2 separate regions of the Homo sapiens genome follow, and region 2 is linked to region 1. A link is an interaction called in ENCODE POLR2A ChIA-PET data of the cell type or tissue named here. Cell type or tissue: OCI-LY7. All regions are shown on one strand. Each heading gives the region's core, and the rest is flanking DNA. Links, peaks and the distances in the headings are about the cores only. Region 1 holds the start of LOC124906315 (a long non-coding RNA gene). Region 2 has its middle 70 kb from the start of LPP-AS2.

Evidence for each region. Peaks named below come from ENCODE experiments on the same cell type or tissue, not always from the same donor. Only the 100,000 strongest peaks of a DNase experiment are listed, where the experiment ranks them.
Region 2: POLR2A ChIA-PET joins it to region 1 with 28 read pairs; 2 of 35 experiments call an interaction of 5 or more read pairs at or near these places.

Annotation. Positions count from the first base shown.
Region 1 is chr3:187,894,346-187,910,396 of GRCh38, forward strand. LOC124906315 (a long non-coding RNA gene) reads left to right here and starts at 3,278. Exons shown (of 3, transcript XR_007096212.1): 1 at 3,278-3,959; 2 at 4,100-7,509; 3 at 7,610-8,529. RefSeq lists enhancers at 7,444-7,945, 7,952-8,001. In OCI-LY7, for the core only: CTCF peaks have their summits at 6,624 and 6,847; DNase peaks (open chromatin) are centred at 5,106, 5,916, 6,796, 7,936 and 1 weaker place; H3K4me3 peaks cover 4,611 bases; H3K27ac peaks cover 5,702 bases.
Region 2 is chr3:188,076,154-188,092,204 of GRCh38, forward strand. No RefSeq gene overlaps it. Among named protein-coding and RNA genes, the nearest start is that of LPP-AS2, 70 kb to the right of the region's middle. In OCI-LY7, for the core only: CTCF peaks have their summits at 9,130 and 9,329 (motif pointing left); DNase peaks (open chromatin) are centred at 8,788, 9,038, 9,398, 9,908 and 2 weaker places; H3K4me3 peaks cover 3,253 bases; H3K27ac peaks cover 5,388 bases.

The sequences.
Region 1 (16,051 bases), core at 4,548-12,547:
TGATAAGCAACTTCAGCAAAGTCTCAGGATACAAAATCAATGTACAAAAATCACAAGCATTCTTATACACCAACAACAGACAAACAGAGAGCCAAATCATGAGTGAACTCCCATTCACAATTGCTTCAAAGAGAATCAAATACCTAGGAATCCAACTTACAAGGGATGTGAAGGACCTCTTCAAGGAGAACTACAAACCACTGCTCAAGGAAATAAAAGAGGATACAAACAAATGGAAGAACATTCCATGCTCATGGGTAGGAAGAATCAATATCGTGAAAATGGCCATACTGCCCAAGGTAATTTACAGATTCAATGCCATCCCCATCAAGCTACCAATGCCTTTCTTCACAGAATTGGAAAAAACTACTTTAAAGTTCATATGGAAGCAAAAAAGAGCCCGCATCGCCAAGTCAATCCTAAGCCAAAAGAACAAAGCTGGAGGCATCACACTACCTGACTCCAAACTATACTACAAGGCTACAGTAACCAAAACAGCATGGTACTGGTACCAAAACAGAGATATAGATCAATGGAACGGAACACAGCCCTCAGAAATAACGCCACATATCTACAACTATCTGATCTTTGACAAACCTGAGAAAAACAAGCAATGGGGAAAGGATTCCCTATTTAATAAATGGTGCTGGGAAAACTGGCTAGCCATATGTAGAAAGCTGAAACTGGATCCCTTCCTTACACCTTATGCAAAAATCAATTCAAGATGGATTAAAGACTTAAACGTTAGACCTAAAACCATAAAAACCCTAGAAGAAAACCTAGGCATTACCATTCAGGACATAGGCATGGGCAAGGACTTCATGTCTAAAACACCAAAAACAATGGCAACAAAAGCCAAAATTGACAAATGGGATCTAATTAAACTAAAGAGCTTCTGCACAGCACAAGAAACTACCATCAGAGTGAACAGGCAACCTACAAAATGGGAGAAAATTTTCGCAACCTACTCATCTGACAAAGGGCTAATATCCAGAATCTACAATGAACTCAAACAAATTTACAAGAAAAAAACAAACAACCCCATCAAAAAGTGGCCGAAGGACATGAACAGACACTTCTCAAAAGAAGACATTTATGCAGCCAAAAAACACATGAAAAAATGCTCATCATCACTGGCCATCAGAGAAATGCAAATCAAAACCACAATGAGATACCATCTCACACCAGTTAGAATGGCAATCATTAAAAAGTCAGGAAACAACAGGTGCTGGAGAGGATGTGGAGAAATAGGAACACTTTTACACTGTTGGTGGGACTGTAAACTAGTTCAACCATTGTGGAAGTCAGTGTGGCGATTCCTCAGGGATCTAGAACTGGAAATACATTTGACCCAGCCATCCCATTACTGGGTATGTACCCAAAGGACTATAAATCATGCTGCTATAAAGTCACATGCACACGTATGTTTATTGTGGCATTATTCACAATAGCAAAGACTTGGAACCAACCCAAATGTCCAACAATGATAGACTGGATTAAGAAAATGTGGCACATATACACCATGGAATACTATGCAGCCATAAAAAATGATGAGTTCATGTCCTTTGCAGGGACATGGATGAAATTGGAAAACATCATTCTCAGTAAACTATCGCAAGAACAAAAAACCAGACACCGCATATTCTCACTCATAGGTGGGAATTGAACAATGAGATCACATGGACACAGGAAGGGGAATATCACACTCTGGGGACTGTTGTGGGGTGAGGGGAGGGGGGAGGGATAGCATTGGGAGATATACCTAATGCTAGATGACGAGTTAGTGGGTGTAATGCACCAGCATGGCACATGTATACATATGTAACTAACCTGCACAATGTGCACATGTAGAGTATAATAAAAAAAAAAGGCAAAACCATATTAGAAAAACAGAAAAGAAAAAGAAAAAAAAAAAAAAAGACTTAAAATCTCTCTTGGGGCCAGATACAGAAAGCATTTTCCTCACCTGTTTTCTTTTCAAAACAGTAGAAAAACTGTTTTTAAAGAAGGGCAATTAAAGTAGACTAGCCCTGAATGATTTTTCTAATTGTTACAGAAAATCTGATGGTTTTCTTACCTTGAAGTCATGTGTACTAGGTCTTCCAATTCTCTCTGAAGGGGAAGCCACATGGCTTCCTAGATCCTTAAGAAAGGATAACCCTTATTGATAAGCCTCTGTTTATGACATGACTTGCCCAGGGTCACACAGAAAGGCAGCAGTAGAGACAAAAATTACATACAGATTGCCTGTCTCGCAGTTTCCCTTCCCTGTTGTTGGAGGAACGTAATGAGGGTAAGAAAGGAAGGGGTCTCCAGAGAGATGTAATGGCTATTTCTAAGCCATTTTTAAAATAAGCTTCAGATGATCAAAAGTTCGAGGTCAGAGGATAATTTAGGCCATCAGAAGTTGGCCAGATTGGAGTTAGGTCCTCTAGAGAATTCTGTCCTTTGGCAGTCAAAGACAGTGATGGACGCCAAGCCAGGCCTGTGATTTGGGCACAGGTCCAGGCTCTAGCCCCCTCTGGAGCCGGGCTCGGATCTTCACAAGGAGCTCTGCAGCAAGCAGGGTCTGTGCTTGAACATACGCTTTTAATCAGAGTCGCTGGAACCTGGATGGGGCCTCAAACATAATTTAATTCAGTCCTCTCACTTTGCAGATGTAGAAATTGAAGGCCAGATTGAAGGGTGGGCTATGGAATGCTTGCACAAGGTCATCTGTCAATTTAGGGAACAGCATGGTAAGGTGAAAAGGGATCGCTTTGGTGTCATTGCTGGGTTCCAAATCCCCGCTCTGCCGCGTATTAGCTAAGAGACCCCAGGTAAGTCACTTGACCTCCCTGACTATCAATGTCCCAGTGTGTAAAGTCGGGACCATAATTACAATGCCTGAATCACTGGATTGCTATCATTAAATAAGATGAAAAATAAGAAAGTGATTTGTAAACAGGAAGTCACTTTTCATACCACAATGTTAATATTAAATTATAATAAAACCCAACCCAATAAAAGCAGTCCACTTTTCTGAATGCCCACCACATGCCAAGTGCCAAGTACTTCACATACCTTGTTTCTTTTAATTCACACAATGAATGACCCGAGGAGAACGCTCAACTAACAACCATGTACTTGAACCAGGGGTTTAAATCAGTCATACACACAGCAGGATTTAAATACTATCTTCCACATGGTACCTTCAGAAACGTGGGCCTGGGATTTCATTCATGGGATACACATGGCTCCCCCCCCCGTACCCCCTGCCCCCTCTGTATTGAGTGGGTGGCTCTCACCTGTGGAGGGCAGGGTGCTCTCATGTTTGTTTATACCAGAACATAGAATAGAACTTGGTAAAGGTAAATGCTCATTTAAGAAATAAAAATACATCAAATAAAGTAAAAAGCAACCTGGTAGATAGCATTTCCTTTTCATTTTTTTAAAATAGCTTTATCGAAGGATAATTGAATGGAAATGGTCATTAATATATATCCAGAATCTATTAACGTTCGGCTAAGTTGGGGGGAACATAGGGATGTTTTAAGGCAACTAAGCGATTTAGAAAACTTAAGTTCTTTAATGTTTTCAAAGAAAAGGTTGAGTCTGTAAGATATAATCTGGCAATTTGTATAGAACTCTTTCTACTAGCTTCCAGGAATCCCTGCTCTGTGAGCTTTTTGCCAAACTGATTGATCTTCCCAGACATAATCTGGGGACCTTCTCTAATATGCCCCTGTCCCGCTGTCAGCTTAATACACTCTTTTGCTAAGTAATAGGGTATTGCTAGTGTTCTTCCAGGTTCTCTTCATAAAGGCGCTTCTCTGTCAATAAGAGACTGTGTTTATATTCTTGTGCACAAATAACTGGCCCTCTTCTCAGTGTTTGAGATCCCTCATCTTGCTCCGACTGTTGCAGCCTTTTCTCGCCATGACAGACTGCCATACTACATGGCCTTCTCCCATCGAAAGGTGAGGTCAAGTCTCCTTCCTCTGAATCTGGGTGGGGTTGTGACTCACTTTCAATCATTCTAATATAGAGTAAGTGATGTTGTGTGATCTCTGAAGGTATGTCATAAAGAAAATGATGCCATTGCCTCCTTGTTCTCTAGGGTCTAGCATGTGGACCACTGAACTGCCAAGGAAGCAGTCCAACTGCCCTGAGGCTGCCATGCTGTGAGGAAACCCAAAGTGGTCCATAAAGAAGGATTATGTGGAGGGACCCTGAAAGATGCCTGGCCTGCCTCCCACTGCTCCAGTACCCTCCTCCCCAACTCTTCCAGCTTCAGCCACTGTCTGCAACCACATGAGAGCTCCCGAGCCATAAATGCCCAGCCTAGTCTCCCCTAAGTTTCTAACCCACAGTTTAAACTACTAAGCTTGGGTTGCTTTGTTATGCCTCAATAGCAACTGGGACATGCCCCTTTCTCCATTCTGCTGCTGAATCTGGTTACAGCAGCAGAGACACATGCCAGGGGCATCTCTAGTAACAGGGGAAAGCCCTTTGGGAGTAGATTCAAAGTGGGGGGTCAAGACAAATTATTCAGCGAGCCTGACTTTTAGAACTCAAGGGGCACCAAGTAAGTGCATGATCCTGAGGCAATCAATTCCTCTCGTTTTCCTTTTTTTGTAAAGGGATGAACTAGACACAGTGTGGAAAGCCAGCTTTACCACATTCTCCTACGATCTTCTGAAGTTACCTAATCTCTCTAACCCCAGATTCCTCTTCTGTAAAATGGGGATAATAGCCACAAAAATAGAACAGTAGTGTAAAATTAGATAGTATGTGTGGAAAAGTAGAGTCTTGAAACTTGACTTAAGTGGTTGATGAATGTTAGCCCCCTCCACCAATGCCTTCCCCTTGCATTCTAATATTCTCTGCTCCTCTGAGCAAATTTACCAGATGATTGTTGGAGTTTTTTGTAATCCTCATCAAGTCAGAGAAGACTAGTGAGGTTGTGGCAAATAAATGATTCTGAGGGTCCAGGGCGAGCTTTAGGTAAATTGTGGTTTTAGTGTTTGAGAAAGAGCCTGTCACTAGTGGGAGTCTTCATTATTCACTGGCAAGATATAACAAGCAGGGCTTTGCAGTAATGCACAGCTCCTCTGCTCTTGGCAATCTTGTGGCCGAAAGATATTTTTAAAGCCCCTGTTTTCAGATGACCGTGTTTCTGATTAGCATGTGTCTTTTCCATTTTCAGTTCCACGAAGAGAAAGGCAAGTGAAATTTGCCCAGCCTCACCATCTCCAAATGGGTGATATTACTGAACAATTATTTAATGGCCCCACAGCATCTGTTTTTTATATTTTGGGGTCCATACTGGAAGTTCAAGCTTATGAATAATCCAGATATTTAAAAGCCAATGCTCAACTGGATATTCTCCTTAGGATTATTTTAGCCTTGTCTAGAATCAGAGTGTCTGTCAATTGCCACAACATATATATTAAGTTTGAAAGAGATTAAGCTGGAAAATTCGATATTTTAAAAATAATACCAAGAGAGGCTGGGAGCAGAAAGAGAAGAAAAGATAACTATTGGGTACTGGGTGATGAAATAATATTTACAATAAACCCCCATGGCAAGTGTTTACCTATGTAGCAAACCTTCACATGCACCCCCAAACATAAAATAAAAGTTAAAGAAAGAAAAAAACAGAAACTCTTACTTATAACTCATTTCATTTAATAACGTTTTTACTCTTTTAAAAATAAAATAATGCTAATGATGATGATAACAGGGTTCATACCTGTAGAGCATTTTACAAGTGGCAGAGAGCTTTCATTGATATCATTTCTCTTAAGTCTTCACCCTGTGAGGTAGGCATAGAAAGAAATTTTATCCCCAAATGACAGATGAAAAAATAGAGAGCCCATGAGTTTAACTGACTTGCTCAAAGCCACAAAGGCTGCATTTCCTGAGCCTGAGTACCCCTAGGAAGAGCTCCAGCCAATCTAGGGTGCAGAACCAATGAGTTAGTTTATCATTTATCAATCCCAGTGATGCATAAGCTGTGCAGAATTAGAAAGGTCAGCTCCAGGCTGGCCCACCAAAAAAGTAGAGGAAAACTTGGGAATGCCCACTAGCCTATTCAGAAGTTGGATTCAGGTTGGGAGAAAGAAAATAGGAGCCGAATTATTTTGAGGTGGTATACACGAGTTACCTATTGCCATTGTAACAAAGCCAGCACAAACTTGGTGGCTTACAATGACATAAATTTATCCTTTTACAGTTCTGGAAACCAAAAATCCAACATTAATTTCTCTGGGCTTTCAAATCAAGCTGCCAGCAGGGAGAGTTCCTTCTGGAGGCTGTAGGGGAGAATGTATTTCCTTGCCTTTTTCAGCTTCCAGAGATTCTCATATTCTTTGACTTGTGGCCCCTTCCTCCATCTTCAATGCATATAATCTCTGTTTCCATTGTCACACAACTCTCCTCCTACACCTTACAATGGACCCATCTGGATGACATGGGATAATCTCTGCACTTCATGACCCCTAACTTAATCACATCTGCAAAGTCCCTTTAACATGTAGGAGAACATAGTCCCAGGTTCCAGGAATTAGGACATGGGCATCTTTGGGACCATCATTCAGTCTACCATAGGTGACAAGGTGACAGGCGGATGGTGGCCACCGTTTTTTTTTGCATGGTTGTGTTTGCCTGTCTGAAAGCCACACTCCTCACTGCCACCTGACATGTAGAGGCCAAAATAGAAAACACATCTTCAGATCCCAAGTAAAGTGCTCTTTCAGGCACGTCACACCTGCCATCTCAAACTATATTTACATTCATTTTTGCAAATAGCCCATTCTTGTATAGAAGGCAATTAATATTTGCATAATGTTTTAGAGTTTATAATGGCCTTTTTATTTACATGAAGTCACTTAAACCCCTACAATAGCCCTCTGAGACAGTTATTATTAACACATTTTTACATATGAAGAAGCTAAGGCTCAGCGGGGTGAAGTGGTTTGTCTAAGGTCACCCAGCTGGTAAGGGCAAGACCACAATGCAAATCCCAAAAGTTCCACTATATTCCGCTCTAAATAATGAGTCTATACTGAAGTCCACTTACTAGCCATGGTGGCTTATCTTTTGGGGATACTCTGAAGGTGAATGGGGTCTCCATTGCGCTTTTGAGATAAAATGAGTCAATAAATGTGAAAGTCCTTTGTAGCAGTATGACTCACTATGACAGAAAGTTATTGATAGCATTATCATCATCACCACCAACATCCTCTGCCCTGGAGACCAAGAGAATTCAAACAGGTCAGCACCTCTAATTGCTGTATAGAACATTGACCCTACTGTCTCCCAGTTCCTGAGGATGGTGTGATAATAATACATCTCAGAGTTCTGTAGTTTCTTCACCACTGTGCAGGTGTGGTTGGTGGGAGCAATGCCCTGGATGGATAAGCCAAGCTCTTGTGTCCTGGCAGATAAACAAGGTGAACCCTCAATCCGTGTAGCAGGAGTTTCCAGACAAACTCACTTTGCATGGAAGGACACTAACCCTTCCAGGTGCATGGAAATATTTTGTAGTTTTTACTGTCTCCCCCTTCCTCCACTGCCTCATCTTTTTTGTTTTTTCCCCTGTGAGACTATTTGCTCTGCATTTCAGATGTGTCTAATTTTGTGGAAAGGAGAAGGTTGGGAGCTCCGGAGCTAATAGGATGCACAGGAGGAAGATACGGAGCACAGTGGCTGAGACCTGACAGCTCTCTGAAGACTCCACTTCACCGCCGCCACTCCACTTCACCGCCGCCAGCCCTGGCCCACACCTTTCTTAAGAGCAACTTAAGAAATTTGCAACTTCAAAACCAGACCAGAGGGTGAGAAGAACTAGCCAACCCATCCTCCAAGTGTGACTGAGCGGTCAGGCTGCCCCCACCTCATTTGAGTGAGACCGCCAAGAGCCTTCACGTGGGACCTAGACCACAGGAACACAATTAGGAAGTACTCCCTGCCCCTCACAACGGCCATCCTCACCAGGCAGCGGGGACAGAAGGGAGGCAGGTGCATTCAAATCGCGCTGGCCTGAAGAAGGGAAATGAAGCGCTAAACTCAGCTCGGTCCCACAATGAGTCAGAATGGGGGCAGGGAGGAGCGCCCAAAGCCCTCTGGCCCTTCTCCTTGGGAACTAGTCCTGCACATGGCCACCAGCCCTGGGAATCACAGCATTTGGCATGGGTCTCAGTTCTTGTACTCCATTGCTGTGGGACAAGAGACACTAAACTTCCAGGTTTTCTCTCAATAGCTGGCTTCACCTGTAAACACAGTGGCATATTAGACAAGCTCTCTTCATCTGAAATGTGCCCACCCCCCCAACAATCCCACCTTTGCCTGCTCAAACCTGACTCATGCTTCATGTTCATATTCAACTTCTTCCCTTGTGCTTCTAACTAAATCTAGGAATCTCCTTGTTCTTAGAACCACCTTTATCCCTTCTCAGATATTTATGTATATCAGTTTTTAAATGAAAATAATTTCTCACCTATTAAGCTGGGCACCCTGCTAATCACTTTCACACTTGCTGTTTAATTTGCTGTTTTGCTCCCTAATATTAGACAAAAACTCCTTGAAAACAGAGACTGTGTCTGACTCATCGCTCCTTCCCCCACCAGGCACTATCCTCTCAACAGTTACTGGATTAATAATTTTTTAAAAAATTTTAAAAAACTATTTTAAAAAAATATAAATTAGTAAAAACTGTGGCATTAGCATGAAATGACTAATATGTTCAAGTTCCACTTGAGGAAGTTAGGGTGATGTCAGTGAAAACCTGCCCTTAGAGGATCCCTGCCTGCATGAGGGACTCTGGGACTGCAAAGTGCCAAGAGAGCCTTACTCAGGGTGACCACAGGAAGGTGAGCCAGAGGAATCTTCATTTAGGGAGAATCTGGCAAGAAAATTCCAGGCATCTGCTGGAAGCCATAGAATGTAGGTGTAAGAAGCAAGTGAGGATGGTATGGAAAGAACTAGCTGAGAGAAAGCAAGTGAGAGCTGACACCAGAAAAAGATGAGGGTCTTAGAGTTCTTATTTTATGTGGTTATTTGTGAAGAATGCAGGGCCAGGTGCCTCAAAGGAGATTCACAGAGTATTAAGTATATTTGAGCCTATTTGACAAGCCCAGAAGACATTCCGAAGGGTCTTGTCTCTGAGGAGCTTGTGCCTGGTTGTGAGGAGGTACATTTGTTAGATATCATTTGTTAGATAGACTCAAGGTGAAATCTCAAAGCAGTTCACCTCGCTTTTGGCATATTTGTTAGATATCACTGCTCATCCTCCCTTGTTTCAGGATCTTCCCCAGGCCATGAGAGTCTGAGAAGCAGGTGGGGAGTGAAAAGAGCACAGGCATGGGGGTCAGGAGATGCCATTCACAGCCGTGGCTCCCCCATTTACTTGTATCACAAACTGGAACAAATTGCTCCACTTCTCTGAGTCTCCATTTCCCCATCTATGCAATGATGGGATGCAACTAGAATCTCACTGTCAGATTGAGTTCTACAACAAAGTGGTGTAGACTGCATGGCAACAAAAAACAAGAAAAATCTATTTCTCACAGTCTGGAGGCTGGAAGTCCAAGGTCAGAGTGCCAGTATGGTCGGGTGCTGGTGAGGGCCGTCATCTAGGCTGCAGACTGCCAACTTCTTGTTTTACACTCACATGGTAGTAAAGGTGCTAGAGAGCTCCCTGAGATCTTTTTATAAGGGCACCGATGCTATTCATGAGGTCCCACCCTCCTACTCTAATTATCTACAAGACGCCTCACCTCCAAATACCATCACACTTTGGATATGCTTCAACATATACAGTTGGTGGTGGGTGAGAAGCATGAGCGTTCAGTCCATAACAATCACTATATTTCCTCTGAGTTTCTCCTGCTCCTCCTCTTCTAAACACACCACCAGCAAACCTCTCTGTTCCTCTTCCCTGATGGTAAGAAGAGAGGTGGAGGGATCTCTTCTCACCATGGCTGGTCCAACCACCTATGAACTAGTCCCTTTCTCTTCAGCCTTCTTCAAGGACCTGCTTCACCAGTTATCCTCTTTACCTCTTGGATTATCAGTCTCTCCTGTTTCTGGAACTCCTTTCTTTCAGCCTATCAGTGTCCTTGAATCTCTCTAAATTCTTAAAACCATTTTTTTCATCCAGTAATTGATAAAGCTGTCTCCTCTTCACAGCTAAATTTATTGAGTATGTATTGCCATCTTCATGATCTCACTCCTTGCCTACACCCCACCCACTACAACCTGGCTTATAAACAACCACACACATACTCACACCACTGAAAACCCTCTTGATGAGGTCCCTGGTGACCTCCTCATTGTCAAATCAAATGATTTCTTTGCAGTCTTCATCCTCCTCATTCCCAAAGTGGTATTTGCACTAAAAACCAACTCTTCATCAGTCTTGAAATTCTCTCCTGGTTCTCCACAGTCTCTTCTATGCTGCCCACACTTTAATGTTGGGATGCTTCAAGATTTCACCTTGAGCCTATCTATTCCCCCTGACCCCACCACCCAAAGTTCCCTGGGAACACTCATTTGGTTCTAGAGCTTTAAGTACCATTATACCCTGATGACTCTAGTCCCTACTTCTCCCGCAAAAACCATCTCTGTCTTCCCAAAAGCCTATTCACATCTCTAGTGGGGTGTTTTTTACAGAAACTTAAAATACTGTGCTCCAAAGAGCCCTCTCCTATAGATTCACCAAATGTGCTCTGTGTCCTTTGTGTTCAGCCTTGGTTAACAGCATATTTTTCCACTCTACTTCTAAAGCTAGAAATCACAGAGTCTTCCTTAGACACTTCCTTTCCTTTACCCTCCGCATGTCAGTCAACAAACCCTAGGAGTTTAACTTCAGAAATTAATAGGCCTCATCCACCCCTCCCCTCCATCCACAATGCTTTGGCTCAAGCCCTCATTAGTTTTCAGCAGGACCACGGCAACATCTGCTCTCTGTCCTCCATGTCTCCTTGGGTTATCTTCCTAAAAAGCAAATCTAACCAAGACACACTTTTGCTTAGGAATCCCTATTGATGATCTATTGCCCATAAACTTGAGACAAAATTCCTTGGCTGGGGAACATAACACTTAACAATCTGATCTCAAGCTTCATCCTCAGCTTTGCCACCCCACACAGCCACTCTGAACTTCTTAACCAAACGTACCAATTCCTTTCACAATTTGGGGCCTTTGCATGTGCTGTTACCTTTTTCTGGAAAGTACTTCTGGCCTCCTGTGATTGGTAAACTCATATTTCAAGGCCCAAACTCCCATTTCACCATTTCTGTGATGTTGCCCCTTATTTCCTCCAGGCAGAACCCTTCGCTCTGCCCCAATCTCTCACAGCACTTATTTATGTCTCCATAATAACACTTATCACACTGTACTGTAATTTTCCTTTTCATGTGTCAGTCACTACATTATACTTTGAGCTCCAGGAGGTTAAGAACTTACACTTATTAATTTTTTATATCCCCAGGGTCTAGCCCAAGATCTGCTTATAGTCAGCCCTCGGAAAAATGCATATCAAATAAATCAGTGAATATACCAAAGGTTCTCTATGCTAAAGGAAGCATTACACCAAAGTGAAATTGATTCTAGATGCTAGTCCCATATCTGTTTTTAAAGGTTAAAAAAAATGGTCTTTGCAGTCAGACGTAAAGGGGATTCAAATCCCTCCTCTACAGCTATCTTATGTGATCACAGGCAAGAAGCTCCCAACTCTATGCCTGAGTTTCCTTATCCCTAAACAGGACAATGCCTGCCTCACAACACTGTCATGGATTAGATAAGAAGTTGAATATATACACTGTATAGCACGGGGTCTGATAACAAATGAATAGCCATGATTATTACCATTAACTAGCTGTAATATTCTGGGCCAGTCCCTTTCTCTCCCTGGGTCTTCCTGGAACCCACTCCCTCTATATAATGAGGGTTTTCACAAGTATCCCTGAGGTTACCCCAAGCTCCATCACTGTAGAACTTTACAGTAGTCAAAATTTATAGTATCAGCCATTCAGCTCTGAAATTAACCCTGCTTGGGTATAATGAACTCTAATAGTTTCTTGGGCGTAAGCTTTGCTCACTCTAACCAAAGTCAAATTCATCAACCACACTGGACCTCGCTAAGGGCAAGAGCTAGTTCTTTTATTCTCCTATTCATTTCTGGCTCAGGACTGGGCACAGAGAAGGTACGCCCATCAACTTGTCAGTAGAAGAAGCAGTGGAAAGGAGGCCTGTCTCCTAGGAGCCAGCACAGACAACAGGGGCAGGGCATGCAGACTCCCAATCACATCGTGTGCTCCTAATTTAAATGACTTTGTGAACTGATTTTGCAATCCCGTGTTTATTCCCAGCTCATTCTTATTAATATCTTGTTAACATCTTAATTTGAACTGTGGCCACTGCATTTCACACAAAGAGCACACAGGAGTATATTTAAATTACTTTGGATTCTCCCAGAGAGGAGGTGTCTTTCTCCCACATTTGCACATTTAAAATTTATTTTTGACATCTTAATATGATTATTTTTATTCTTGTAAAGTAACGGAGTAAAAAAAGAAAAATGACTGGTTGAGTTTCTTCTCCCAACATTAAAAACAGGGAAAATAGCCAACTCTTTGGAAGCCAGTTGTTTGGAGTAATATTTGAGGTCTTGCTGAGTGAAATAAATAGACACTTCTGAAGAATCGAGCAACAGAGAATTGTGGAGAAACAGTGTATTCGGGCCACTCAGTGCACACAGCCAGCTTTCCTGCTCCAGGGCAATGAAGATCTACAGTAAGTCACCCAGCATAGGGGAGGATCATGAACCCTGAGGTCACCCACAGCTGAATTCAACCTCCTCCCTTCCAGTTGTATGATCCAGACAATTTCTTCACATCTACAAGATTCGTTTTCCCACTTGCAAAATGAAAATAACGATATAGCACACTTCACGGTGATGTCAAGAGAATTTTTAAAAATAATAATATATATACACACATAGAGAATATTCAATAAATATAAATTCTGTCTATGATGAGAGCATGGTACAAGTCAAATGAAGCTACTTACATCTTTTTATCCTATCTTGTTCCACAAAAAATTTAAGATAAATTGTACTGATACTTCTAATATAACAAAGATAAATTAATGCAAAAAAAAAGGAAAGAAAATGAGGCAAGAAAAGGTAAAGGTGAGATAGGAAGAGGGATTGAAGAAATAAGATTGTTTTACAAAATTCACGGAGTCCTGTGGCCATATCATAGGTGTGTGACAAGGTTCAACAGTTGTTAAGTAACCTGTCACTCAAGAAAAGCCCAGCTTTTCCTGACTGAAAATATTTTTTTTCAAAGGTGTTTTATTCCTTGTGGAAAATGAGATCTAGGTGACAAAGAAACTAATTTGCCTTCCCTCTTCAGCATTTATTTTACTATGTGACCTTGCACAAATCATGTCACCACTCTGGACTCTCATGTTCCCATCTATACACACAGAAGATTGGATGAGATGAACCCCAAAGCCCTTTGTAGCCTCTACATTTTATAACTTGATTCTGTTCTGCAAAACGTCTACAGCATCCTCCTCCAAGCATTTGCAATTCATGTGACAATCTTATTGAAATTCTTTGCTATCCTCTAACAAAACTAGTTTTTCATTTGAAAATGTAGTTTTATTTCTTTCAACCCTGTCATGGGCCTCCTGACAGAACTTAAGGAACCAACATTCTCAGTGTAATAGCCACTTATTACTTAAGCCAACCTTACAATAGAACCAATAAAAGCAATCAATTGCTAACTTGAGCAGATCTGCATTTACTCAGAGTGTGGGTATTTTATTCTCAGTATTCTGTTCATTATATTCAATTTTTTAGTTTGTTGACCTTTCATTATATACTTAATAGGCAATTTTTCAATAATTTCCTCTGTTCTCATTGGGACTGCCCAAGGGCCCGAGAAACGCAACTGGAGGAAGCAGCTGATGAAGAGGCTCCTGCGCCCAGCTTGTGAAGATCTGTTGGGAAGAATGTGACTCTGGTCTGGCTCTTTAGCCGTGGTTTCTTGATTTGTATTCTAGATCATAGCAGAAACTCAGCCAAACCGACTTTTTATCTGGGTGAGAGGGCTGGATGGGGAGAAGAGATTTTTCTGGATATTAGGAACAATCTTTCCTCTTCAAGATCTACCTCATCCACCACTTCTTTTCTGTCTCCTCTGAGTATGCTCTCTTGTAAATCTCCACCTTTTCTCAGCAGGAAAAGCTATGTGCCCCCTCCCTGCCCCTTACCCCACATTGCCTTCTCCATATTCTCTGCACTCCTGCAGACCCTGTGTGCTGCTGCTCATGGCTGCTCCTCAGACAGGGCAGGTAACTCACCCAAGAACACACAGCCACTAAGATACAGAGTTGAAGTTCAAATTCCAGTTTATAACTGCAAAGCCAGCAACTTAATCCTCACTATTAAACTGAATCTCCAGTAGAATTCTTTCTCCTCCCGGGTTCAAGCGATTCTCCTGCCTCAGCCTCCTGAGTAGCTGGGACTACAGGCATACGCCACCAAGCCCAGCTAATTTTTGTATTTTTAGTGGAGACGGGGTTTCACTATGTTGGCTAGGATGGTCTTGATTTCCTGACCTGGTGATCTGCCCACCTGGGCCTCCCAAAGTGCTGGGATTACAGGCTTGAGCCATCACACCAGGCCTCAAGTAGAATTCTATACTCTACTCCTCCATGAAAACATTTCAAATTTCTCTATTAAAATATCTTTGTGTGTGTGTGTATGTGTGTGTGTATGTGTGTGTATGTGTGTGTGTATGTGTGTGTGTGTGTGTCTCCCAGTTCGTCTACTAGGCCAGTACAGATTAGAATCATCTGGGGATCTTTTAAAACTTAGAAAGCCCAGCGTACACCTCAAACCAATTAAATCAGAATCTCTGGGAATAGGATACAGCAGTCACGATTTTCTTAAGCTCCTTAGGCAGTTCAATGTGCAGAAAAGTTCTGGAAGCACTAGTTTATATTACTGTTACAACTTTTGGCATAACTCAACCCTGTATTATATTCAGTAATTTACCTCTGTTTATAAATTGTAAGCTACTTAAGCAGAATTTTTTTTTGAGACAGGGTCCCCCATCCTGGAGTATAGTGGCACAATCATAGTTCACTGCAGCCTCTGACTCCTGGGATCAACTGATTCTCCCATCGCAGCCTCCCAAGTAACTAACATTACAAGTGGACACCACCATACTCAGCTATTTTTTTTTTTTTTTTTTGGTAGAGACAGGGTCTCACTAAGCTGCCTAGGCTGCTCTAGAACTCCTGGCCTCAAGTGATCCTCCTGCCTTGGCCTCCAAAAGTGTTGAGAATACAGGCATGAACCACTGCACTTGGCCCAGAAACCTTATTTTCTTCAAATTTGTGTTCCCCACAACACTAGGAAAATAGAGTAGCACAGTGAATATTATTAAATGATCATGTTCGTTCTACAAATTAAGTGAAATAGGCAAATTAATAAGATTTCAAATGACAGAATGAGATATGCCAGATGTTTGGGTGTGGGAGCCCTGAGGTGGAAATTGTGATTGCTTAGGGTAAAAATAGAGCATGCTAATAAGATCCTTAAATTTCTCCAATCACAAGAAAAGTAAACTGAGAATGATGAGTCTTTGTTTTTAATTCTGCTAAGGAAATAGGTCTAGGCTGCCACAGAAGTTGAATGAGTTACACTTTAGGAATAAACTCTTGATGACCCCAGAATGGAAAACAATGACCAAAGAAAGCCACAAAATCATCTTCTCAGCAGAAGTTTGAGAAAGGATGAGACCACAGTTTGTTTTCAGTTCTTAACTTAAAGGTGGGATAAAACTTCCACTAGGAACTATAAATAATTGTTTTTTTTTGTTTTTTTTTGTTTTTTGTTTTTGTTTTTTTGTTTTTGCTGGTAATGTGGTGAGTTTCTGATTCTTTCTGGAGATTACAAAACAATCCATTTATTAAGTCCAGGATATAAATTCAGACGTTCAGATTGGTCATAAGACAGTTCGAGAAAGCAAAAGGCAGATTGTCCAAT
Region 2 (16,051 bases), core at 5,037-13,036, 180 kb after region 1:
GGATCCTGATTCTTTGAAGCATTTCATTCATTATGGTAAAGAAGGGTTTAAGTGGCCACCAACAGAGAGACGTGAAGTACATGAAACAATTAGGTTCTCTGTATCTCCAGCAGAATTGGCCCCAGAAGAGGGTCAGGCTTTGCAAAGACACAGAACATTTTTCCCGCTGGGCTCCTTGGGAAAAGGTCTCAGCATTATGGAGGGTGTCTCTGGCTATTCACAGCTTGCCAGTGGGAACAGCCAAGAAGGAGAAGAGGTCACATGGCCAGGCCTGCTGCCGGCACAGAGTGTTCTGTGCAGCTGATGGCTGGGCAGGGATGAGGTTTGCCCGATCCCCTGCTGAGGCTTCCTATGAAAGGTAGGCCTGAGAGTTGCCAAAACATATTCTGCAACAGGGTCTATGAAGGTCACCATAAAGCAGGATTCAGACTCCATATTAGTTGGTTATCTCTTCTATACAGAATGTTATGCCAAGCATTTCTATATATATTCCTTTTGTTTGTTTGTTTTTGTTTTTGTTTTGAGAGGGAGTCTTGCTCTGTCGCCCAGGCTGGAGTGCAGTGGCGTGATCTCAGCTGACTGCAAGCTCCACCTCCCGGGTTCATGCCATTCTCCCACCTTAGCCTCCGGAGTAGCTGGGACTACAGGCACCCGCCACCATGCCCTGCTAATTTTGTTTTTGTATTTTTAGTAGAGACGGGGTTTCACCATGTTAGCCAGGATGGACTCGATCTCCTGACCTCGTAATCCACCGGCCTCGGCCTCCCAAAGTGCTGGGATTACAGGCATGAGCCACCATACCGGGCCTGCATTGTGTATTTAAACCTCACAACAACCTGGTTGTCCCCTAATATCACTTCCAGCTTATAGGTGTAGAAACCATAGCTCAATGAGCTGAAGTTGCAGTAATTTACCCATGGTCACACAGTAACAGAACCACAGTTAATTTCCCTAAAAGAAGACAAGATAAGGGCTTGCATGGTGATCTTGCCATGCCATGAACAGGAGCTGCAAACACAGGGATCAAAACATGTGCTCCAGTCGCTTCTCACAGCTGCTTTGGTAAACACTCTGAGACAGTGTGTGTCACTTTCTTGACTGGACTGTGAGTTCTTGGACATCAGGGCCCTGCATGATCCAATTATATGTGTCTCCCACAGTTCCTTGCACAAAACAGGAATGTGAAAAGCAGTTTCTCTCTGGCCAACCACTGACCCCAGAGAAGGATTGGCCCCAACCAAAGGTCAGCAACTGGATGTACTTCGGGGCCAAGCAGGCAGTGGAAACACAAGAAATACCCAGCAAAGTATGAGACAGAAGTGCGTGGTGGAAGACTAAAGGAACAAAATGTACGGGACTGGCCTAAGTCATTCAGGTCAAAAAGTTTCAGAAGGAGTGTACAGCCAAAGAAACGAAAACAAAAACAAAACCAGGAAGACCGAATGGGGCCCCAGAGCATCAGCTTACAGCCCTCACTATGACTCCACCCCGACCATTTAGTTTGATGTGGAATTGACAGGTATCCCTCCCACACTGTAACTCCAGTCTTCCAAGATGGAGACCATGGCTGAGACACTTTATGTCTGGTTCTCATTTAACGCAGCATGTGGCACAGAGTAGATATTTAGTAAATGTTTGCCAAATAAGCTCTTAAAATTAAATTTTTCCAAACTGGTATAAGCCTCGCGACGACAAAGATGTGTGAGGAAAGCTACTGACTTAGTTTCCACTGACTTAGTTTTTCTAGTTTCACTGGAAACCAGAATGTTGATTGTGTTGTTTGGATGGAGAACCACCCATAGCAAGTGTCTGTATGTATCATAATACCTAGAGGATCTTTTGGATAACTGGTTGGCCTCCATACTCTAAAATAAGAAATATATACAGCTCTTAATTCTGTAAGATATCTAATCAATCACTGATTCACTCAACAGGGATGACACTGAGATGATAATGGTGAGAAAAAAACAGATGTAACTGCCTTTCCTTGTGGAACTTATGGTCTAGTAATCAGCTAATCACATAAATAAATGCAAAATCATAGTACAACAAGTGCTCAGAAGCATATAGCACTTTAAGAGGCCTGGTTTGGGAGGATCAAGGAAGTAATGCATGTGTTGGCTAAAGAGGAGAAAAACCAGCAGATTCAAGTCCCCTGTGGAAAAAGTAGACTTTTCCCTGTGGAAAAGCAAAGAAGAGGATGTGTAAGGCCGACGTGGCCAAGCCCTGGAGGAAGTGAGCATATGGTTTAAGAGGCTGATAGAGGTCAGACCATTCCCAGTTTGTAGGCTTTGGAAAGAATCCTTGTCTTTGTCCTAAGAGCAATGCGGTGTATCTACTCTGCTAGAGAAAAAGAATAGTCGAATAATGCTATAGTTCTCCCTTCCTCTAACCTGCACTCTTTACACAGGCTTTTATGTTGCTGCCCACCTTCTCTCTATGTGGGATGTGGCAAGGGAAACATGTTTTAAACTCTTGAAGATGTAAAAGTTATTTCCTTCTTAGAGTCTGAGCTGCAAATGGCATTTCTCTCTTAGTGTACCACGACATTGCCACAGAAACACCATTAGATACCCCTCTGGGAGCAGAAGCTCAGAGCCCTACCATTAGTTACTTTATGTCCAGTATCACATCAGCCAGCAGTTTCTCATCTTTTGGATTAAGCAGACCACATTTTAACCTAAAAAATATAGGTGTCCCAATTAATACTACTTATCCTTTAGAAATTCTGATACAAAACCTTTCACATAGCACTAAAATAAGAGGAATACTTAGGTATAAACCTAACAAAATATGTACATGATCTATATGTGGAAAACTGTAAAACCCTGATGAAAGAAATCAAAGAGCTAAATAAATGTACATGGCTAGAAAAACTCAATATTGTCAACATGTCAGTTCTTCTCAAATTAATCTATAAATTCAACCCAATCCCAGTTAAAATCGTAGCAAGTTACTTTGTGGATATCAACAAACCGATTTTAAAGTTTATGTGGAAAGGCCAAAGGCTTCAGAGCAGCCAATACAAGCTTAAAGAAGAACAAATTTGGAGGATTGACACTATCTTAACTGAAAGACTTACTATAAGGTTACAGTAATCAAGACAGTAGGACTGGCAAAAGAATAGGAAAAAAAATCAACAGAACAGAATATAGAGCCCAGAAATAGACCCACACATGAAAAATCAACTGATCTTTGACAAAAGAGCAAAGGCAATTCAATGCAGAAACAATAGTCATATCAACAAATGGTGCCAGAACAACTGGACATCTACATGCAAGAAAGTGAATCTAGACATAGAACTTACACCTTTCACAAAATATCAATTCAAAATGGGTCATAGACCTAAGTGCAAAACACAAAACTATAAAACTCTTAGAAGATAACATAAGAGAAAATCTTGATGACGTTGAGGTTGATGATGATTTCCTAGAAACAATGCCAAAAACACAGCCTATAAAAGAAAGAATTGTTAAGTTACACTTTATTAAAACTAAAAACTTCTACTCTGTGAAAGGCACTATTAAAAGAATAAAGAAACAAATCACAGACTGGGAGAAAATATTTGCAAAACACATATCTGGTAAAGGACGGTTATTCAAAATATACAAAGAACAGTTAGAACTCCAGAATAAGGAAACAAACAATGCAATTTAAAAATGGGCAAAATATCTGAACATTCACCTCACCAAAGAAGATATACTGATGGAAAATATGTATTTATAAGATGTTGCACATCATACATCATTGGGGAATTACAAATTAAAATAACAAAGACATATTAGCACCTACCTATTAGAATAAAGATAACTCAAGAAACTGACAACCAAACGCTGATGAGGATGTGGAGCAATAGTAACTCTTATTCTCTGTTAGTGGGAATGCAAAATGAAATAGACACTTTGAAAGACAGCTTGGCAGTTTCTTACAAAATTAAATATACTCTTACCATACAATCCACCAATCACATTCCTTGGTATTTAATCAAATGAGTTGAAAACTTATGTCCATACGAAAACCTGCATATGGATGTTTACAGCAGTCTTATTCATAATTACTAAAACTTGGAAGCAACCAAGATGTCCTTCTATAGGAGAATGGATAAACAAATTGTGGTATATCTATACAGTGGAATATTATTTAGCAATAAAAAATGAGCTAGCAATCCATGAAAAAATATGGAGGAAACGTACATGCATACCACTAATTTTTTTAAAGCCAATCTGAAAATGCTACATTCTGCATGATACTGTCTATATTACATTCTGGAAAAGGCAAAACTATGAAAGCACTAAAAATATCAGGTGTTCAGGGGAGAGAGGAAGGGATAAATTGGTGGAGTACAGGGGACTTTTAAGGCAGTGAAACTATTCTGTGTCTATAATAGTGGATGCTATAATGGTGGGTACATGTCATTACACATTTATCAAAACCTGTAGAATATTCAACACAAAGAGTAAACCATAATGTAAACTATAGACTTGAATTAATAACACTGCAACAATATTGACTCATCAACTGTAACAAATATACCACATTAATCCAAAAAGTTAATAATAGGGGAGGCTGGGGAGAGAGGTAGGACAAGGAAGTGTATGAGAAATCTATACTTTCTGCTCAATTTTTCTGTAAAACTAAAATTGCTCAAAAAATAAAGTATGTTAATTAAAAATTCTAATGATTGATAAAATATATGGTGACAAAAACTGTGGTTTTAGTGACATAGTTTTAAAAATTGTATTTGATTTATCACAACAGTATCCGCAATACACTTGAGAAAACAAGTATATATGAGTAAAATATGTCTATTTTTTGCAGTCTCTAGACAACCTTGAGCGCATATATGGAGCTCTTACAAACTCCACAGACCTGAAAGAATACAGTTTAGGAATCATTGCTGAAGGCTTCATAGACTTCTCTTGATTTAATGAATGAAACATCTCCTTAGAAGATCGGGAGTATACTAGCAGCAGGTCAGTGTTGCTGGTGTCAAATCTCTCTTTCTTGACGCCAGGGGACTCTAATACCTTTCTCACTGCAGAGAAGGGAGGACAAAATGAGAGGTTTTATGTAAAAGCATCTTACAGAGTGCCTAGTACACTGTAGCTGCTCAGTAAATATTAACCAAATCTGAATCCGGTGTTGTAAAGGAGATCAATTATCAGGTGCCGGATTGGACTGACTGACATCCAATGTCTCCCCCTGGGATCTGTGACTCATGCCCCACCCCCTTTTAATGCTTTGGAAACTCATTTTTGTTATGAGCTCAAAGCTTTGTCAACATAAGACTGAGTATGGGAAATAGCTGCAAATAGCAGGAGAAATTTTAGGTGACACCCTATCTCACCCACTTTCCTGTTCTCCCTCATATCTCATTTTCTCATGTGCACCTAAAATCTGAGACTCAAAGGAAAAACTTCAGTGGAATTCAATACATCTCAGTGTTTAAGAAGAAAGTAAAATTTGTCCTCCATAGTGATATAGTAGCAGAAAAATTATAGAAAGACACTCCAAAATTACAGTGTTCTGGAGGAATAAAATAGATGCCTCTTATAGATAACAAAGCTCTCATTGCATTTATTCACTGGCAGTATTTATTCATTTAGCTCCAACTGTGTGTGAGGCACTGACAATGCTGGGTATGGGGCTGGCTGGCACTATTTGATAAAAATGTCCTTTCCATCCTGATCCTTGTAACCTTGAGTACATAGGGATCCAACCATTCCCATCTGCTCTACTGTGGTCCGGGAGCCTCTGCCTCCCCCATTTGTTGGGCAAATCACCAATCCTACCTTTGTAATGGTGAAAGGCCGAGAAACAAAGCTCCATGAGAAAATATTTTAAAACTGGGGAGTTTTAATCAGTCATAAGAAAACCCAGCAAAGACATAATCCTTTATTTTGCAAATCTGAAGGACTATTATAGGGAAGGGGGTTTTCATAACTTTTTGGTGTAGAATCAAGAACAAGAATTACAAATCAGTTCTGGAAGCTGCTGGGAAACTGATGTCATCTCAGCCAAAGGGAGGATTTTTTAACAGTGAGATGTTTCCAGATATGAAACAGACTCTGTCAGTAGCTGGTGAGTTCCCCATTATTGCAGATGTTCAGAGGTCAGATGGTCAACAGACAAGAGTTTGTAGATGAGAATATTTCAGCAAACTTGGAAACAGGGACACTGATCTTTATGACTTTACTTTCACTACAAATCTGTGTCTATGAGCATTGGCTGTATCCATTGACGTCTGCATTACGGATCAGACCTCACAGCTGTGTCTATACATCATTTAGAGTTTGCAAAGTGATTTTCTTTACATGTTCTCATTAACTCCTCAGGACAACCTTTTGAGAAAAATAGTTCAATGATCATTATCCTATTTTATAGTTGAAAAATCTAAGAATAGAAAAGAAGGAAAATCAATGATAAAGCCAAAGGAAATGACCAATCTATGACGGGGCTTCACTCTTCCCACCAGGGAGTCAGAGACCAAGAATATTCATCATATTTTTAGAATGAAGAGATAAAAAATATCATATTCCAGAAAGGGGAGATAAGTTTTTCAAGGGAGTAAAAAGCTGTCACTAACATCCAAGATGAGCATGATGTTTTCTTTGTAGCTCAAAGAGCAGGAATTTGTGAGTCTTTGAAATCAACAAACTTACTACTAATGGGTCAGTGTCTTCTCACTCACAGAAGTCTCCTGAGTGAGATCAGGGTGAGCATTGACCAGGTGTGAGGAAGACAAGCCATTGCTTGCAAAATGGGAAAAAAAATCCAGGAGAGAGAGTGTGTCAGTCTAGGGATAATGTTGAACAGAGAACATCCCAGAGGGTGACCAGAAAATCAAGGACCACTTGTCTCTTTCCATAAGAATTTTTTGCATCTGGAAATGAGGTACAGTGATCCCTCAAAGAAGGTACAGATTGAGCAAACAGAGAACTTCTAAAGGCTGATGAAGGGATTAAGTCTTCTTTAATGATCATGTTGTGTTTGTCTCCAAGGTCTTTCATCTGTAGATCTCAGAAGGTTTTGCAAACATCAATTAAATGTTACTACATTCCTTTGGAGTAAATATTATTACATGCATTTGGCAGATAAGAAAACAGAATCTAAGAGGCTTGCCTAGGGGCTACCCTGCAAGATTCTAGGAGGCCAATCATCTCAAACATGAGCTGCGCAGAGCTCTGGGCCTCACAAGGAAGAAAAGACTGAGAATCTGAGAGTGTTATTTCCAGGCTCTGAGAAAGAAAGATTGCTGAAGGAATGTTCTCTACACTGGTCCACAAGTTTCTGGAGAATTGGGGAGGGCTTTTGCCTTATCAAAAAGATTGAGTCCCAAAATCACAGGACCCAGAGATTAGACTTCATGAATCACTCCTCAGTCCCCTAGTTAGATGTCATCTCTCCTCTTCCAAGCTGTCAAAAGCCATTGTTGTAATTTCTCTTATATTCTACCTTGGGTTATAATTATTTGTGTTGGTGTCTGGTTTTTTTCATGAGCCTTCAAACAAGATTTACACTGTCCATTATGTTTGGAATAGAATAAAACATCATAAAAATGTGTTTTGAATTTGAAGTAGAGTTTGTGGGGGGAAAAGCAGTAGACAACTTCTGTAAGGTGCAAGGACCAAAGTTGATAATTTTGTCCTACCCAGAGACAACAATAAGGCCATCCTAGAACTCATATTTGAAGGTCAATAAAGGCACTTCTGGGTTTTCCTAACTGCCAAAATCTCAATTTTTACACTAAATAGTAAAGTTCAGTTGGGATATCCAAGCCTGGTTAAAATTTAGTAAAGGAGTCTCATAGAAAGCCACATGGGTAAGTATATTTTGTAATAACAGATCTTTATATGAGCATCATATCTTATAACTTTACAAAGCATTTTTACAAGCACTTTCAAATTTGATCCTATTAAGACACCATGAGGTGGGCAATAGAGACGTTATTATCTCATTTTATTGATGAGTTTCATCAAGGTTAAGTGACCTGCCCTGGGTCACATAGCTATCAAATAAGAGAAATGAAGCAGAAATCAAGAAATGTGGAGGAAGAGAAGAATGACCATTCTCTATATTCCATAACCTCCTTTCCGTTTCCAGCCTTCCAGAACTGGACTGTTCCTTGTGCTTTCTTCTTTGTCCGGTTCTGTTGCTTGCAACTGATGCACCAGTGGCGAACCCAGCAGAGTTCACACTAAACCTCTTTTGGTCTTGCTGAGTCCTCATCACCCTGTGGCAGTACCTGTTCAGCTAGAAATGCAGAGCTCACCTGAACCCAATTTGACTTTCAAGGAAGAATTTAGTGGCAGGTGCAATTTTGCTAGTTTACAAACCCACTTCGAGTGAGACAGAAAAGAAGAAGATCCCCATAAAAGCTGTCATTTGAAAACCCATTTTCAAATGCAGTTGTCCAAGCCCAAGGTGGAGAGATGGGAGACTTTTTGATTCCAGCTCCAGTGCCACCAACCAATTACGGACCTCTGTTGTCATTCCCCAGATATTTAATGAGCACGTAGTACATGTTGAATATTGTGCTAGGTGCCAAGGACACAGAAATGAATAAAATTTGTTTCCTGTTCTGAAATAAACAAGATAGACAAGCAAGCAGATAAAAACATTACAATGTAATTTGTGCTTTATGGAGTTGAAACACTGCAGTAGGAACCAGCAGAGGAGGTATCTAGTCTGAGAAGTCTTCCTGGAGCCAAAGAGTATTTCAAGAGCGGGGCCTTCTGAGCGCAGGGCTCTGATCAGTTGCATGATCTGCTCACTCATGAAACTGCTCTTGCCTACAAACTTCCTCTGTGTTGCCCTGTTTCTCTCTTGAGGGGAGCACCAACACAAGTGGGTACAACAGGGTGGTGCAGAAATTGAGACATTCTGAGACTTAGCAGTGACCTGCAGCTGCCAGCCAGGAAAACCCATGAGGCAGGATAACAGCTGAGTGAGGCGGCGACCAGCCACTGCTGGAAGAGGTACTAGGGGCAGGGACAAGCTGAAGCTCCGGACTGCCAGTGACTGCAAGAGCTGCAGTGGGCCTCCACGTGGTGGGAGGGAGTGATTGTTTTCAGAACAGCAGCAAACTTTTCCCAAAGGCCCAAGGCCCAGCTTCAGTAAAGCTGTAAAGAGGCTTTACTCACTTCTAATTTCTCCATTACGTTCAATTCCCATAACCAGAGGTAAACAGCATTTCTTGCAAAGTGGGTACTACTAATCCAAATATATAAAGATGCTTTCCATACTTCTAAAACATCACGCTTTATGCAAGGGAAACTTTTAGCTGAAAGACTCCACTGGCAGCAAAAACAAAGACAAAATTAGTCCTGCAGGTGGGTGAGGATGTGGGCATGGGCTACACTCTCAACAGTGCCATCTGCAGCTTTCAGTGACTCCCCCAAAATCACCATCATTGCACCCTCAAGCCTCTACCTGCTTCTCGGACACTGCCTCTACTAAAACAGGAAGCATTGGCTACTTGACATTTGCATGGCAATAATTCGGAGGCTGGCCAATTCACTCTCTGTTATTCCACAGTGAGCTTTCCAAGCCAAGCCTTTGGACCAATCAGCTTTATATTTTTCAATTCGTTAGCATGCCATGAAGAACTACAGATTAAACATCAACAATCTTTCCCCCCTCCTTAATAACCCTAATATTCTAGCTATCTATGAAGATAATTAACCTTCTTAAAGAAAAGTGCCCTAGGAAGCTTACCTTGACACAACAGACAATTATCTTTGTTTAATCGCTTTCTTTAAAAAAATTCTAATATTAGTGTTTAGCTTAGTCCTCCTGTACAGGACAGTGATGGCTGCTCCCTACGACACTCTCCCCAACCTCAAATCTCATATGACGGTCATTATCGTCCCCAGCATGCTTTCAGGAAGTTGCTTTATTCTTGCTACTTGGCAATCAGACTTGAGCCAGAGACCTGCCAGGCAGCAAACTGCTAACAAGCCTCCAAGGCAGATCAGATTTTCCTGTCCAGTATCGTGATGAGGGAAGAAGACAAATGACCTGGCCAAGGTCTTGGAGCAAGGTGAACACCCTCTGTTTACTCCAGTATCTGACCCATCCAGCCGCACTCCCAAATATATTGCATTGCTCATGAATTGCCTCCACGTTATTTGCTGAGTGTCCACTATGTGTTGCCCCTCTCTGCTAAACCCCAGATGTTCAGACATTAAGATGAGGGAAGAAGACTGCAGCCAGTTCACTGATCAGGGTCTGATTCAACTAACCATGATGCTGAAAGTGATTCTTTTGCTTATTGCATCAGGACATACCTAGCATATATTTGTGTCAGGTCCTTTAGAGACTTGCTTGAATCTCACCTTTCCTAAGAGCACCCACAAACTCACCCCATGGGAATTAAGCTCTCTTCAACAGAGAGCCCATGTCATCCGATTAGACTTCTGCCTTTGTTTTTATTTTTATTTATTTATTTAGAGACAGAGTCTGTCACCCAGGCTGGAGAGCAGTGACACGATCTCAGCTCACTGCAACCTCCGCCTCCCTGGTTCAAGCAATTCTTATGCCTCAGCCTCCCAAGTAGCTGCAATTACAGGTGTACATCAGCAAGCCCAGTTAATTATTGTATTTTTAGTAGAGACAGGGTTTCACCATGTTGGTCAGGCTGGTCTCAAACTCTGGCCTCAAGTGATCTGCCTGCCTCGGCCTCCCAAAGTGTTGGGATTACAGGCATGAGCCATAACGCCCAGCCCAACCTCTGCCTTTCATTAGATCTACTTGTATACTATGAGAACATTTCTTTGACTCTGTACATGGTACTTGGTACATGGAACAAAGTAGGTGCTTAATCAGTGCTTGTCAAATTACATATATACAAGATGATGAGGCACCTAATACAGGAGGAATGAGATGACTGTTAACTATGGCTGTGGCTGTTATAAAGATGAGAATTACTGAAACGACAGTGAAGAAAGTCATTTTTCCTTTTTCCTAAGAGCTCATTATATCTGGACAAAGGTAATGTGTCCCTGTTCTCCTGGGCTCTTCTAAACGGAGTCATGTTCATTCTTTCATGTTTGGATAATCTCACAATGAGCTACTACATCTATTCTGTTATCTAAATTCCTCAGTAAGCCAGTAAGACAGGTATGAAAAGGATGCTCATCCCAATTTTACCAAGGCCAACAGGGGAGGTGACTGCTCCACATTCAAGAGTTAATAAGTGGTAGCTGGGGTGTGGTGGCTCATGCCTGTAATCCCAGCACTTTGGGAGGCTGAGGTGAGCAGATCACTCGAGCCCAGGGGTTTGAGAGCAGCCTGGGCAATATGACGAAACCCCGTCTCTACCAAAATTACAAAAACTTAGCCAGGCATAGTGGAGCGCACCTGTAATCCCAGCTACTAGGTAGGGGAGCTGAAGTGGGATGATCACTTGAGCCCAGGATGTGGAGGTTGCAGTGAGCTGAGATCATGCCACTGCACTCCAACATGGGTGACACAGCGAGACCCTGTCTCAAAAAATAATCATAATAATAAAATAAGAGGTAGAGCCTGAACTCAAACTTTCCATTCTTAGTTTGAAGTTCTTAGCATCGAACATCCCAACAATTATAATAATTACAGAAAACTAAAATCAACAGAGCTTCAATTAAAGAAGGTTTTGTTTCTACCTTCAATTTTTTTTTTTTTGGCAACTCCCCTAATGTAGTTGATTTGTATAATTCTAAACTGGGCTATGTATTTGTTAATAGTCCTTAATAAACAGACTCAGTTGTACCAGCATGCAAAGAACACAGGTGAGAAAGGGTTCCCTGAAGCTCATTTGCATTCAGTTATCAAAATAAAATATGAAAAGTACCTCACAGGAGAAATCAGAAATTTTGAAACACTGATATTTCACAGTCCAGTGATTCTTAATAATTCTAGAGAAACGAGTGCCTGTCCATGTCTGTAACTGTTCTTTGCCCACACTTATATTTAGTTGAAGGGGATGCTGATGAATAAATAAAAGCAAATTGCTACCGACACACAATATTGGTTCAGGTTTATGCTCTAACTGCTTGAGGACACTTTGTGGCTAAGTTTCTCTTATTGATCATATCATGGCTGCAATCTACTTCTGTTTAGAGGAACTTTGTTGCTCAGTTTTATACATGCAGAAAAAAAAAACTGGCCATGCAAACAGAGATAATCTATTACCTTTTAAATGAAATTAGTAAATAACATTTATGTCTTTTTAGAACAACCGGAAACTGGGCATATACTGGAGCAAAATTTAATCAGCAGTTAGTTATTTCTTTGCCATTAGAACATGCTGAGGGCTGGGCGCAGTGGTTCATACCTGTAATCCCAGAACTTTGGAAGGCCAAGGTGAGCAGATCACTTGAGGCTAAGAGTTCGAGACCAGCCTGGCCAACATGGTGAAACCCCATCTCTACTAAACAATACAAAAATTAGCCAGGTGCGGTCGTGTGTGCCTGTAATCCTAGCTACTCAGGAGGCTGAGGTAGGAGAATCACTTGAACCTAGGAGGCGGAGGTGGCAGTGAACAGAGATTGCGCCACTGTACTCCAGCCTGGGCAACAGAGAGAGACTCTGTCTTGGAAAAAAAAACAAAAGAACATGCTGAGATTGAGGTGCCCGTATCACTGTATACGTGTTTTGTTTCCATTTCCCCTCTTATTTCCTATCCAGTTTAGAGAAATATTATCCCAGTATGAAAATTGATAAAGCAATTATAGAATAGAAAAAATTTCCCTACTGTATGTATATCTGTTACTTGGGGAATTTTTTCTCTACCTAAAATGTCTCTATTCTGATGATGCTTTCAGTGTAAGCAGCTAAAAAGGTGGTATTTTCCTACTTCTCTGCACCCCTCCCTGGGTGCAGGGAACTGGGGTGGCTTTGCCAGTGGACCTCTTAGAAGTAGGGCCATGACTCGTGAACCTTCCTGCTTCCCTCTTCTTGCCTGAGCCAGGCTGTCCCAGAGAATATGTGTTCTCCATTGTCCTTGACACAGTGTAAACTAAGCAAACTAAAGTCCTGGATGTGTGGGAGGCCTTTACTGGACCAGCCCTGCTGGTGACAGTGTAGGGAAGTCCATAGAATCCTGGGGTCAGTATTAGGAAGCTCATTTACCTGGAGACACAGACCACCCTCTCCAGAGGGGGTAAGTGATGCAAGCACAGGACACAGCAGGTGGGGGAAGCTGTTTCCTCATCAGACTGAAGGATTCACCAGATACATTGAGTGAATTAAAGCAAAAGTAAAGTCAGGACAAGACCTGGGGATGTCTTCATTTCTGGCTGCTTACACCATGCTGTGGCTATGGCTAGCAAGAGCCTGTGGAGTACAAATACCGTGCACAGACCTTCAGCACGCTCCCACACAAAAGGCTTCCCCAGTGAAAGCCAGCATGGCTGGCGCTGGAGCTGGTTTCCACATGAGGTTTTCTTTCCCCATCAGGGGATCTTGCAGTTATCATAACCCTCCCTTTCCACTTTCTTACACTGCATACCACTGAGGTAACACCCCTCAAGCAATTTCTCTTTTACATGTACAAACACATCCTCTCCAGTCCTCTTCATCCTTGCCTGTTCTCCAGATCTTCTCCATTTACCACAGGAAAATCTCTCTTCTTCCTTCTTTCCCACTCATGAATTCTGACATAAGCCCCAAACCACTCTTAGACTGACAACCGTAAGAGGTGTGCACATGACACCGCAAGTGAAAGGCAAAGGAAGACTTACACTTTGTAGTAAAATTAGACACTACAAGTAACCAGTGTCATCAGCCTCTTAAAGTCCTTGAAAATGCCCAGAAGTTACTTTAAGCCATTCTGCAAAAGTCTCATTCAATGTTTTTCTCAACTACTAATATGCCAACTAGAAACTCAAACAAAAATATCACCCTACATATTAAATTACTAGAGCATGTTTGACTATTTTTAATACAAACATACCATGCTTCAGTTGTGGTATGGGGATAAGAGACATGAGAGAGCTGGGCTGGGTCTTCGGTTGCCATTGAAGCATTATCCAGCAAGCATGCCCTGAAATCCAAAGAACCAACTGAAAAACACCTGCAAACAATTCACTGCCAAGTTGTACATGTTTTGGGATCCTTTGAGAATTCCTCAAGATGTTCAATGGCTGGAGTTGAAAAGTGGAGATGTGCAAATTGATCATTTGGAAGAATGTTGAATCTCTTCTCAAAAAATGCTGATTTATTGAATTCTGTCAAATAATTTCGTTAAGGTTGAGTACCCATCCTGGAGGAGTCCTCCTTTTTTTTTTTTTTTTTTTGAGACAGAGTCTTGCTCTGTCCCCCAGGCTGGAGTGCAGTGGCGCGATCTCAGCTCACTGCAAGCTCTGCCTCCCAGGTTCAATCGATTCTCCTGCCTCAGCCTCCCAAGTAGCTGGGACTACAGGTGCGTGCCACCATGCCCGGCTAATTTTTTTGTATTTTTAGTAGAGACAGAGTTTTGCCATGTTGGCCAGGCTGGTCTCAAACTCCTGACCTCAGGTGATCCACCCACCTTGGCCTCCCAGAGTGCTGGGATTACAGGCATGAACCACTGCACACAGCCCTCGGCTTTCCTTTTTGAGTCGGGGGCCAGGCCACATCCATCAGGCCCTCTGCAGGCCTGTTCTTCCATATCCATAGTCAGAGGAGTGGAACTGTAATTCCGCAGCCATGGTTACTGCACACAACGAGTCCTTTTGTTGTCACACCTGTCAGGCAACATGCAACAGGGCTCGAGACACAGCACGGAGTACAAAACAGAATTTTAAAGGAAAACTTACAACGTAAAAGTCGGTAGTAGAAAGCCAAAAGGCCAGTCTCATGCTTTTCCTAGGAGAGACATATGAAAGCCAGGATATCCTGCAAAATTTGTCATGGGGTGCATGTTTCGTTTTTAAAGGTCACATATTGAAGCATACTTGCGTAGGGGAACAGTGGATTGTATGGGTGCCAGGCTGTCTGGCTTTCATATGCCAGTGGGTTTAGATGTTTACAGGAGTTATGTGAAAGAGCCAAGTATCTGACACCTGCAAACCTTGGAATCACAGAAGGCTGAGTTCAGAAAGAGACCCCCTTATGTAGAAAAGGCCTCCTGCCAGGTCCCATCAGAAGCTGAATTTGGGTGCAGCCCCTCCTGCTGGGAAAAGCAGAGGTCTTTGATCCCAAAGAGGCAACTGTCCAGGCCACCAAGAATGAGTTCCCAGGGACATTTCTAGGTAATCATGCCTTTTGCACCAGAGTGGGACTCTGAAAGTTGTCAACAATGTGTCTTCATATCAATCTAATTGTTTGCCAGGCTCCGTGACTCTTCGTTTTTCAAAGTTACCTTTGAAAACCTGCTTTTTGAAAACCACTGTACCTGTCCTCCATCTTCCTGGCCACTGCCTTCCCTCATGTGCCCATTATCTCTTGCTTGGTCTACTGCACCCTCTGCTAACCATTCTTCCTGCCTCTATTCTCTCCTAAGGAAGCCTATTTTGCACACCACAGTAAGCATAACACTCCTGAAGTACAAGCCTGGCCTTGCTCCTGGTATCACTCAGAATAGGTTAGGCTATGCTGCAGGAACAGGCAAATCCAACATTACAGTGGCTTAAAACAACAGAGGTTAATTTCTCACTCTCACAACTTGTCCATTGTCTGGCAGCTGGGGATTCAGCTCCACATCATTATTGTCCTTACTCTAAGACCCAGGCTGATGGACTAACCACTCTCTGAAATATTGCCGAAGATGTAGAAGAGAGAAAAGACAGCCCTGGAGGGTCTCACACTGATAAGTAATGTTTGCCTGGAAGTGGAAGATGTCACTGCTGCTCACAGTTCATTGGTCAGAACTTGTTCATGGCCCCACTCACAGGTGTCCAGGAAACAGAATCTTATCATGTATCCAGAAGATATGGACCCAGAAATATTCAGCAAACAGCATTTATGACTATTGTATTACTTCTTTGCTTAAAAAAGCAAGCAAGCAAACCAACTGATAGCTTCCCGTGTTTTCCAAAATAAAGTCAAAATTCAAATGCCATCCCTTCCATGAAGCCACCTATAATTT